Linked DNA regions of Homo sapiens: region 1 is linked to region 2. A link is a loop called in an ENCODE intact Hi-C map of the cell type or tissue named here. Cell type or tissue: B cell. All regions are shown on one strand. Links, peaks and the distances in the headings refer to the core of each region. The heading gives the core; the rest is flanking DNA. Region 1 overlaps BCL2 (BCL2 apoptosis regulator). Region 2 overlaps BCL2 (BCL2 apoptosis regulator).

What was found. Peaks named below come from ENCODE experiments on the same cell type or tissue, not always from the same donor. Only the 100,000 strongest peaks of a DNase experiment are listed, where the experiment ranks them.
Region 1: a loop joins it to region 2, with 2.1 times the contacts of the local background. A loop is called at or near these places in 1 of 110 quality-filtered maps.

Annotation. Positions count from the first base shown.
Region 1 is chr18:63,282,976-63,288,350 of GRCh38, forward strand. The region is part of intron 2 of BCL2 (BCL2 apoptosis regulator); the gene reads right to left. Among named protein-coding and RNA genes, the nearest start is that of BCL2, 34 kb to the right of the region's middle. In B cell, for the core only: no CTCF peak of the experiment used is centred there; DNase peaks (open chromatin) are centred at 1,496, 2,136, 2,576, 4,116 and 1 weaker place; H3K4me3 peaks cover 3,265 bases; H3K27ac peaks cover 5,000 bases.
Region 2 is chr18:63,220,302-63,225,676 of GRCh38, forward strand. All of the region lies in intron 2 of BCL2 (BCL2 apoptosis regulator), which reads right to left. Among named protein-coding and RNA genes, the nearest start is that of BCL2, 97 kb to the right of the region's middle. RefSeq lists a silencer at 595-889. In B cell, for the core only: no CTCF peak of the experiment used is centred there; no DNase peak of the experiment used is centred there; H3K4me3 peaks cover 757 bases; H3K27ac peaks cover 1,887 bases.

The DNA of each region.
Region 1 (5,375 bases), core at 123-5,122, 63 kb after region 2:
GGATTTCCACTGCTTTAGAGAATCCAGCTTTAATGGGCTTCTTTCTGAGAAATTCTCCATTGGTTCTGAGAAGTACTTCTATTGAATGCTCCATTTAATTTCATTTTGCAATTAATGAAACTTTCAAGACCTATTTCCCCTCTTTTGAAAAATTTCTAGTTATTTTTTTCTTGCCTTTTGGGTAATTAGGAGCAGCAAACTACTTCCACTAAGAACTAAAGGCAGTAAGTATGGCAACAAAAATACCAAATGTCAAAACAAATGTCATTTTCCGAGTTCTGAAACGCCCATCTCTCAGAATTAAAAACATTCCATGTCACCTCTACGGGTCTTTGGTTGCTAGCTCTCAAATGGATTCACGTTCTGATTTCAGTAAAATTCAACCAAAAGCTTTTAGGGTTTTTAATCTTCCTTGACAAAAATACTTAACCTTCTCCAGCCTGGGAGGTACCGTCTTTTCCTGCCTGTGAAACTCTACCAGTTTGGTAATAAAACAAACCACTAATTTAGTTGTTTATTATTCTTAGCCTAAAGATGTTTGCGTGGCTAGCTGAGTACAAATGTACTGTATCTGCGCTTCTTCTTTTTAAAGTTTTAAACAAATAATCACTGAACAAAATCAGCCAGGAATGATCTTCTGCTCATGGGAACCGTATCCCAACCCAGAACCACACGCAGAAGAGTGCAGGGCCTCGAGGTCTGTTATCTCACCAAATAACTTTCCCTATGTGGTGAAAAACTGGTTAAATCACTTTTCCAGCGATCCCGGAATTTTCAGTTCAATTCTATCCCTCCTAAGTCACCAGGGCCTCTTTGGTAATGGATGAAACCATGAAGTTTGGTTCAGAGGAAGCAAAGACACATTCAAATGTGAGACTCAACTGCTCCCCGAGGATTCTTCCTGCTTCCTAGTTTTAGGTAGATCAAGAGCACTTTTAAAATAAACTTGGCGTTTGTTTCCTATTCCAATGGAAAATCTGACTGGAGACTCCACAGCGACAGCAAAGAACCCTTACTTTTCTGGACAATCAAAATCCGGCTTTTGTCACTCTAACTGCAGCAGGTCAGCACACAGGGTACCAGTGTGTCCCTGAGCGCGCTGACGAATGGATATGGTGCTGGCAGCCTTGGCCTGGGGGCACTTCTGAGGAGCTTTAAAAAATACTAATTCCTGGGTTCCCCTCTCCAGCCCAGATATTTTTATTAAATTGGTCTGAGATGTGGCCTGGGTGGCAGGATTTATAACACTTCCTGGATGATGTTAATGGAAGCCCTTTGAGGTAGAAGAAGGTAGACAGGACTGACTGGGAGCGCATCATCAACCACCTCTGCCTCCCCACTAAGAAGTCTAAGAATACCCCAAAATAGGGGTGCAGTGGTTGAGGAGAAAAGAGAGGAAGTCACGTATACTTTTGCAGGCTTTCATGCAAGGACCCAAGTGTGTGTGCTAAGCACAGTCCCCAAACAGGGGACCCCAGAAGTCCTATTCCTAAGATCTGAATTGCACCAAAGGTAGAGAGACTCTTCCTGGGGTTATTTGAAACAAGGCAGACTTTGCCTGGCATGTATGCGCCAGACCCAGCCTCTGCAGTGCTTATGTGGCAATGCTTAAGCAGCTCCCAGCACTCGACAGGGTACTTTAAACAACTTCATTAGTTTGAAATTTTAAATCCAAAAAAAGCTACCTTCAAATGTATGACTCAAGAGCATAAAATTTCAGAGCAGAGAACACCGCCAGGCTAGTAGGTGAAGCATCTTATTTTTAAATGGCAAGGGGGAACCTTGAGTAAATATTTGGTTGCAATGTATTCCAGGGGTGGGGGGTTTGGACGGAGAGGAACCACTGGTTTTTATTCAAAATCCTCCTCCCGCTGGGCCCAGGTCAGGCCTACACAGCTCTGGCTACAGACTGTGAGAATCCTGGAAGGCTCCAGGGGCTGGCTCCCACCATGCTCCACTCCAGCAAGGGCAGACGCCAGGAAAAAAATGGAAAGGGGGAGTCAGGCATGGAAGGTTTCAGACTTGCTGCAGGCAAAAGGCTGCAGAGCATCCCCAGGGAGCAGAGACCTCACAACCAGGCTCCCTACCTCGCTGTCCTTCAGGGCCGCCCACAGCTGGCTCACCTGCAGCTGCACCACCCAAGAGACAGAGACAGGCTCACACGCAGCAGCTGGAGAGAAGGGGCTGGAATAAGGATTCTTTCTAAACGGAAAAATAAAGATCACTGGGGGAACTTCTCGCCCATCCAGCAGTTTGTGTGTACTCAGCTCCCCTGGCAGGGAATGAGGGCCCGTTGTTCCCTGCTGAAGACCATTGCCCTGGAGATGGGATGGGTGGGAAGAAAAATGTCAGTAGGGGCTCTGTCCTTGCTACCTTCTCTCTCTGGCTGACCTCTGGAATTCTCTTTCTGGCTGACCTCTGAAACTGAGTTCTGGGAACGGAAGGGGACCTTGTGATGCTCCCAACATCTCCCCAAGAATGCACGCCCTTAGTTGGAGCTGTAGCTAGGTAAGGAGTCAGCTGCAAACTGCACCCTCCCCACAATCTTGTGACAGGGGAACATATGCAAATATGAGATGGGTCACTGCCGGGGAGGTACTGGATGGGGGATGTGTTCAGGAGGCTTCTGCCAGCCATGGACTGAACATATGTCAGCCATGTGGTACGGTTCTTACACAAAAACAGAATCCTGAGTTTGGTTTCACAAACAGGCTCATCTCTCATCTCTGAGTGTGTAGCGGGAGAGGGTGCACCGTTTCCATGCAGGGCAAATCTGTCTGCATGGGGCTGGGGGTTCTGCATCTCAGCATGGGTTTGGAAAGTACTAGAAGTGCATCTCACTCAACTTGATTTAGCAAGCATGTCTTTGTGGTCCATGGCTTGTGTTGGCAACTTAAATTTGACAGCACACAAACTATGTGATGGTGATGGAGGGGCAGGTATAGCAACGTCCAGTTTCCCACCTCCAGGTAGTGGCATTCTCCCTGTCCTTTCTGCAACAGCAGCCTGGGAGGTTTTCAATGCCCTTACTTCTCCTGGGTATATCTGAACTATGTCCTGCTCTTATACACATAAAAGGGTCACTTGAGGAGCTTTGGCCATATGGCAGCTGTTTGGAAACAGGCTGCCTGATGCATTGACAACCACAAGAAATCTGGAAGAGTAAAACCTGCCCCATAGCTGGCATGCTACTTGTACATTAAAATGAGAGCATAATGTAAAAGAAATGCCTTAACACTTCCTTCACTAGGTTCAAACTTGCTGTGATTATTTAGGAATTCATTTCATTTAACCAAATATGAATTGAGCACCTTTTACACAGTTGGGGGCAGGGGTGTCCAAACAGACATGAATAATTATGATACAAAACCTATTGTATATATACACAGAAAATGGATGTAGACACAAAATGAATAAACATGAAATGAATGTAGACAAAGGATAGGTTAATTTTCATTGAAGGGGAGGCAGGAGGGTTCAACAAAGGAGTTGAACGTAGCTGGGACGTAAGATTAGGGCAGGAGTAGGGGCGAGGATTGGGAGCAGAAAGTAAGGAGGACAGAGAACTTTAATGGGAGGTAGACTGGAAAGTGGGCTGGTGCCAGCCCTGAAGGTCAGCTGTACACCAAACTCTGTAGCTTGGTATACAATGACCTCTGAGCCAACCTTCAGGGCTGGCATTCTGAAGGTCATTGAAGGGGAGGTAGGAGGATTTGGTTTGCGGCAGTTTCCAGGTGAGAGGCAAGAAGTAAGGAGAGAAGGCAGAGATGGCACAGGATGGTGGGAAGGGAGTCCTTGGTGCCCAATCTCTGCCAGGCAGGGTCCTATCTTGCTACCCCATGATCCCCACATGATGATTGCATGGAGCAGATGTCATTATCCCCATTGCAGATCTGGGTCTCCTGGGTCCCTCCTCAAAATAAGACCCATTCAAAAGACACCTCCTACAACACGGGTCTGAACTACAGGTCTCCCGAGGCCACTATGGAAGGATACTGGCACTCATTCAACAGCAAAACTGTCCCAAAACATCTTCTGTAGACATCTGTCCCTCTCCAGCGTTTTGCTTCTTGTGGCAGTTGTTCTCTTTTCTCCGTCTCTCACTTCTCTCTCTACTACCCCCTTCTTGGATCCCTTTTCTCACAAGAGCTCTAGGCCACCATTTCTTACTCAGAGTGACTTCCTGCTTCTCTGATCTGCCCATCAGTTGCCCCAGTTAGCAAGATGAAGGGTCCTCCTCAGGAACCAACCTCCTTAGAAAGTATTAGAATTCTGTATGCTCCTTATTTTATACTCTGGCTGGGTCACATTCTAACAAGGAAACTGAAGCTTGGAGAAACTAAGTGTTTCTCAAGGTGCTCAACAGAGATGTTTTAGGAAGATAAATGGCATTGACGAAGAGGATGGATGGGCTGGGAACAGGTGCTGAAAGAGAAGGATACCAATCTATGACATTTTGGAAAATACAAAACTCTAGGGATATAGAAGAGAAGAGAAGTTGCCAGGGCTAAGGGTTAGGGGGTGGCGGGCAGTTTGAGTACAAACTCTCATCATGAAATATGTTTGGGGGGTGACTGACCTGTTCTGTATACTGATTAGAGTAGTGGTTACCTCTCTGTTCATTTATCAAAACCCACAAAGCTACACAAAAATGATGAATTTTACTGTAGGTAAACTTAAGAATAATTTTTGAAATGACAGGAAGACTGGCTAGGAGGTTACAGCATATGCAAGAAGGAATGAGAGGTTGAATTAGAGCAGCAGCAGCAGCAGGATAAAAAAATAATAAAATAATTTTAAAAACCTAAAAACCAGAGATCTAGGGAAGAGAGACTTTTAGAAGCAGGATTCAGATATGTGGGGAGTATGAGTGAAGAACTCAGATATGCAGACTTTCAGGGCTGGAAAGAATCTTAAGAGATGATCCAGGAAAGCTCTATCTCACAGATGAGAAAACCAAGTTGAAAATGATTTAAGAGTTTGGGGCTCTGTCTGGGTGGACAGTGATATCATTAAGCAGACAGAACAGACATAGATGAGCAGGCGAGAGGAGGAAGTTGATGAGTTCATTTTGGACATTTTGATTTTGGAACATTTATGTCACCAAGATTTCTTTTTTTAGTTTTTAGGAATTTGAAAACAAAATTGTTGGGTTTTGGCATTGAGTGCAATATCTTTCCACAAATACTGTTTCATTACAGCTACAATGAAAAAGAACTTTGAATACAGATCCCTACATGAAGATGACACATTAGCTTCTTCTGAGTTGTTTTTGTTTTGTGACTTTCCTTCAGCATCACAAAGAGGGAATGACACTGACCCAGCAAAGATTTTAGGCACATTATCCATTAACATACTTGCCACGAACACTACCA
Region 2 (5,375 bases), core at 131-5,130:
ATTTATACCTGTTGTCCCTGCACAATTATTACCATTGCCCCCTTTCACTCTGAAAACTGTCCCAGCTTGCATGAAAAATTTTACAACCACTGTATCAGTGCTATTGTCAGACACCAGTAGTTTCTCCATACAACATCGGTGGTTTGCATAGGTCTACCAGGGAGCAGAGAAATGGGGCAGAATCCAGGCTTCCTGACACCAAACTCAGGCTCTATCTAAAAGAACATATTTCCTCTAGGTTTTTCGTCATCAACTCATCCACAGGAAAACACTTTGGAAAATGGTAAAGATATATAAGCCATGGTTTCTGCAAGCTAGCACTTACAATCTTGGGGAGATGAAGCACATACATATTCAACAATTAAAGAGGATCAGATGAATTCATCATATGGTGCTAATGACATGGTTCAAATGACAATTTCAAAAGGAGCTAGAAAAGGTGAAAAACCCTCTAAGAGCTTCAGACTTCAGGGAAGGTTTCCGGTAGGTGATGGATCCTGAAAGATGTCTTCAAGGAGAAAAAAAAAAAGGCGTTTTTCTTTGAAAAAATAAAGGTAGAAAAACAAACAAACTGGCACAGCAATAAGCCACTTAAATAATTCAACAAGCATTACTACTCTGTATTCAAGAAGAGAAAAACACAACAGCAAGTCAAGACAAACACAAATGGTATATGTGGCTTTTCCAAAATGTCTCAGTGACTTAAGGCTCAACAAGCATTGGATCTTGGTGTCTTGATAACCTGGCAAGTGCTGTCAGATGTTCCTCCTTGTGATGCTGTGAGATAAAAGTGACCACTCTTTGAGGTCAGTCCCACCTTTTCCACTAACTGGCCACGTGTCTGTGGGCAAGTGGTTTTATCAGTGTTGAGGCTCAGTTTCCTTAAGTAAAATGCTAGGGTTGGACAACGGATCTTTAAATGCCTTTTGATCTCTGGCAACCCATGACCCTTTACAACCAATTCCAGGTTTGTTTAGTATGTTCCAGGTTTAACACAAAATTAGATGTGAGTGTTCATTTTCAGCAAAATGGCAAACAACAGGTTAATCATATGGGTCCCTTCCCACTACAAGGATGTGAAATTCCCAAGAAAATATCACAGAGTTAAGTTTGGGGGAAAAAAAGGGAAAAAAGGAAGGAAAAGGGGGATAGAGGAAGGGAGAGAAACAGAGGCCCCAGAAATAAAGATAAAATTGAAGCCAGAGCTTTTATGTAAGGCTGACTACACAGTGCTCAAGGAAGTTTCAGACTCTCGCAAATGCTCCCGAAGCCCTGGGAATAGTGGTGAGATTCTAATGCCCATGCAGGGACATGACCTTGGTCTTGCATGAGGTAGCGGGGCCAGAACTGAGCCCCTTTCCTAAATCTCAAAGCCTCAAAAAGTCACCCTAACCATGAAAAGGTGGACTAAAGCACTCTGCCCACTGCCTCAGAGATAAAGAGCAGAACATTCCCTTGTATCCCTAGCTCAGGACACCTTTGGGAAATCAGAACCTTAAGCATGAACCACTTTCAGTTGTAAGATCGGAATTTATACTACCTGTGTATCTGAGTAGGGGAATCCCATGACAATAAATTAATACAAACACAGTTCTAGGATCATTGAAAGTCCTTAGATCTCCAGAAAAGACAAACATATGTCCACTATGTAGAAACGATTTCACAACTCAGGACTCACAAGATTCCTATAGAAAAGAGGCCGGGCATGGCAGCACATGCCTGTAATCCCAGCACTTTTGGAGGCTGAGGCAGGCAGATCACTTGAGGTCAGGAGTTCAAAACTAGCCTGGCCAACAAGGCTAAATCCCATTTCAATACAAAAATTAGCCAGGCATACTGGCATATGCCTGTAGTCTCAGCTACTAGGGAGACTGAGGCAGGAGTAATATCTGAACTTGGGAGGCAGAGGTTTCAGTGAGCCGAGATCGCACCACTGCACTCCAGCCTGGGCAACTAAGTGAGACTCCACCTCAAAAAAAAAAAAAAAGAAAAAGAAAAAAGAAAGAAAGAAAGAAAAAAGAAACAAAGAAAAGGAAAAATATCTGAGGTTGAACTGCCAGTATCACCCCCCAACACACACACAAATAAACTGCCATGAGGGACAGTGATAAAGGGAAAAAAAAAACTTTAAATCCTAAGAACTGGAAAGATACAATCTCAAATGGAGTACAAAATAAGATTGTTTAAAAATATTATAGTGATAAAGACTAAAAGCCATAAGGAGAAAATTAGGATTACATGAAAAAAAGAGAATAAGCAGATTTGAAAAAATAAAGTAGAACTCCTAGTAATCACTCAATGGAAAGGTTAGACAGTAGAGTAACACAAAACAGGCCATCAGTGAACCGGAAGACAGCCTTGAGAAAATTAAACCAAAATGTAACACAGGACTTCCAAGCAAAAATGGAGAATTGAACACACTGTATCTAATATGGCTTTCACCTGAAACGTCACTGTAACGAGGGAAGATGACCTTTTAAAAGACATAAAACCACCAGGACAATAGGAGAGGAGATTTTAAATACCTTTTGATCTCTGGCAATCCATGACCCTTTTACAACCAATTCCAGGATTGTTTAGTATGTTGTAGGTTTAACAAGTAACAAGATTTTAGAAATAACAGTAATAAGATTTTAGAAGACGGAAAGCAGATGGAGAAGCAGTGATAGAATTAACAGACAAAGGAAGCTGAATCCTCAGTGAGGAGCAGGAAAGTTAGGAACAACCAGTGGATCCTCCAAAGGCTCAGGAACAGATAGCACCGGTGACCTCTGGAACTGTGCGGAAGGGAGATGAGTCACTAAAATAAGAAGAACAGGGCAGGGCGTGGTGGCTCACGCCTGTAATCCCAGCACTTTGGGAGGCCAACGTGGGCGGATCACGAGGTCAGGAGATTGAGACCATCCTGGCTAACAGGTGAAACCCCGTCTCTACTAAAAATAGAAAAAGTTAGCCGGGCGTGGTGGCGGGCACCTGTAGTCCCAGCTACTTGGGAGGCTGAGGCAGGAGCATGGTGTGAACCCGGGAGGCGGAGCTTGCAGTGAGCCAAGATGGCGTCACTGCACTCCAGCCTGGGCGACAGAGCAAGACTCCGTTTCAAAAAAAAAAAATAAATAAAGAAGAATGTGAGGGAAACTGTTTAAGAATCAGTTAGATCCCTGGATCCTTTCCTTGAATCCACCCTGCTAGGCAGCAGCCTTTATCACAACTGCTAATACTGGAGGTTTGAACTCTGGGAGAGGATTTTGGAATTGGGAGATGCCACACATCAAATAAAAGGAAATATGCATGCTGAAGGCTGAACCCTCCAGTCTCATTCCTCATCTCAGCTCCCAGCCTGGGACAGGCAGGGCGGCATCTTGCAGCCAGGAGTCTGGAAGAGTGTTCTCTGGAGAATCTGACCATTCCCTGGTTTTCCCATTAGGAGACTTTAGGAGTTGTTAGCATTAGGAGTTCTCCAACCTATGACAGAAACATTTTATTCTACAGTGATGCTCAGAGTTGACAAGTCCCTCACGCATCCTCAGAGCTTTCAATACATCTGTTATTCATTCTTAAATATGGTCAGACAATCAGGACTGCCCGACATGCAAGGAAAGTCTCTACAGGAAAGACAGAGTTCAAAACAAACAGACTGAAAAAGACAACATGGAGGAGACAGAGACCAGGAGAGGCAAAGACAATTTCTGAAAAGAAAAAAAAATGCAGAAAACTAAGAGAATGACACACATCCTGAAAACAGAACAGAATGCTTAAAAAACTATTTATAGATGAAAAGAGGAAACTTAAGACGGTAACAGAAATGAACCCAATAGATGGGTTGGAAATTGAAGTTAAAGAAATTGTACAAAAAGAGTGAAAAAAGATAAAGAGATGGAAAACAGGTGAGAAAATATGAAAAAATCACAAAACTGTCCAGGAAGTTCAACTCCCAAATAATAGAAGTTCTGGAAAGAAAGAGCAGCTTACAGAGAGAACACAGTCTTGACAGATTGAAAGACCACAATGATCACTGAGTACAACAGGTGAAAACAGACCCACAATTAGAACAGTCATCGTGAAATTTAGAATATAGGGGGACAGGAAAAATCAGAGGTTCCAGGGGAAAAGAAAAATAAGGTAAGGCACAGAACATCAAGAATCAGAACAGTGGCAGCTTTCTGATAGCAACATTGGGAGATTGCGTGCAATAAAGCAATATCTTCAAACTTCTGGGGAAAACTGTTTTTTAACCTGGATTTTCCCGTACAAGACAGACAAGTCATCATGTGACACAACAGAATGAAGACAATTTCAGACATGTGAAGTGTGAATGTGTCTCTCAGGGATCCATTTTCCATAGGCTACTGTAAGCTGGGAGCCACAGAAATGAGAGAGTGTAAAGGGAGTTTTATGAGAACTAACACAGGACCACAACAGAGGGATGACGGCACTGAAGTGAGATACCCCAGGATGATGACTGGCTCAGCCACAGGACCAGTCATCCAGACAGGGCCAGCAGACCAAGAGCAAGGCATATGAAGGCTGTTACCACTGCACCAGGTTTTAATTCTGATAGCTGCTGGAGGCTGTGCTTCCTCAAACAATGGGGTAAAACAAGAGAGAGAATCCAACACAGAAGAAAAGGCAAAGGGAAGTTCTAGAATAACAGTGAAGACAAATCTCAGGATGTCAGCTATCTAGCAGGCCGAGAGAGAAGTCTAGCTAGAAGGAAAATGTAGGTCTCCAGCAGAGATATCACCAAGAAAAGAAGGAGAACTGACAGATTACTAATGTGATCAGCTTTGTGGAAAAAGGTACTGTGAGCCTATGGAAGATAGAGGAAAAGTCTGTACCAGGTACAAAGATCAATTAAGGACATGAAAAAAAGACAGATATTAACTTCATTGTTAAAGGTTTAGCTGTTAATGCCATTTATTTTGACAAAATAGTGAAAACACTAGGGGCTGATTTACCCCCAAATTGTAATATAACTACACTGGGAGAAAGAGGGGAGAGGAAGCTGTGGATATGATCATATCAGACAGGTAAATTTTTATCTACTATAATATAAGGTTAAGATATACATAAAATTGATGAAACAAAAGATAACAGTATATACATTATTTAGAAATGCAGAGACATATATATGCTAGAAGAAAAAGCTAAAATATACAAAGTTATATTCTTTGAGAATAGGGACTGGGGTAAGTAAAGTGGCATTGAATTGGCTTCCACAGAAATTAAGGAACCAGCACATAAGTAAATATGCACAAGGATGTTTATGGCCACAATGTTTGTGGTGATGAAGCAGGATTATTTCCCTGAACGCTTCATGGGTGGGAACTGGAGTGCATGGGCGCTGGAACTTGCCAGCCACTCTGGCACTGGCAGGG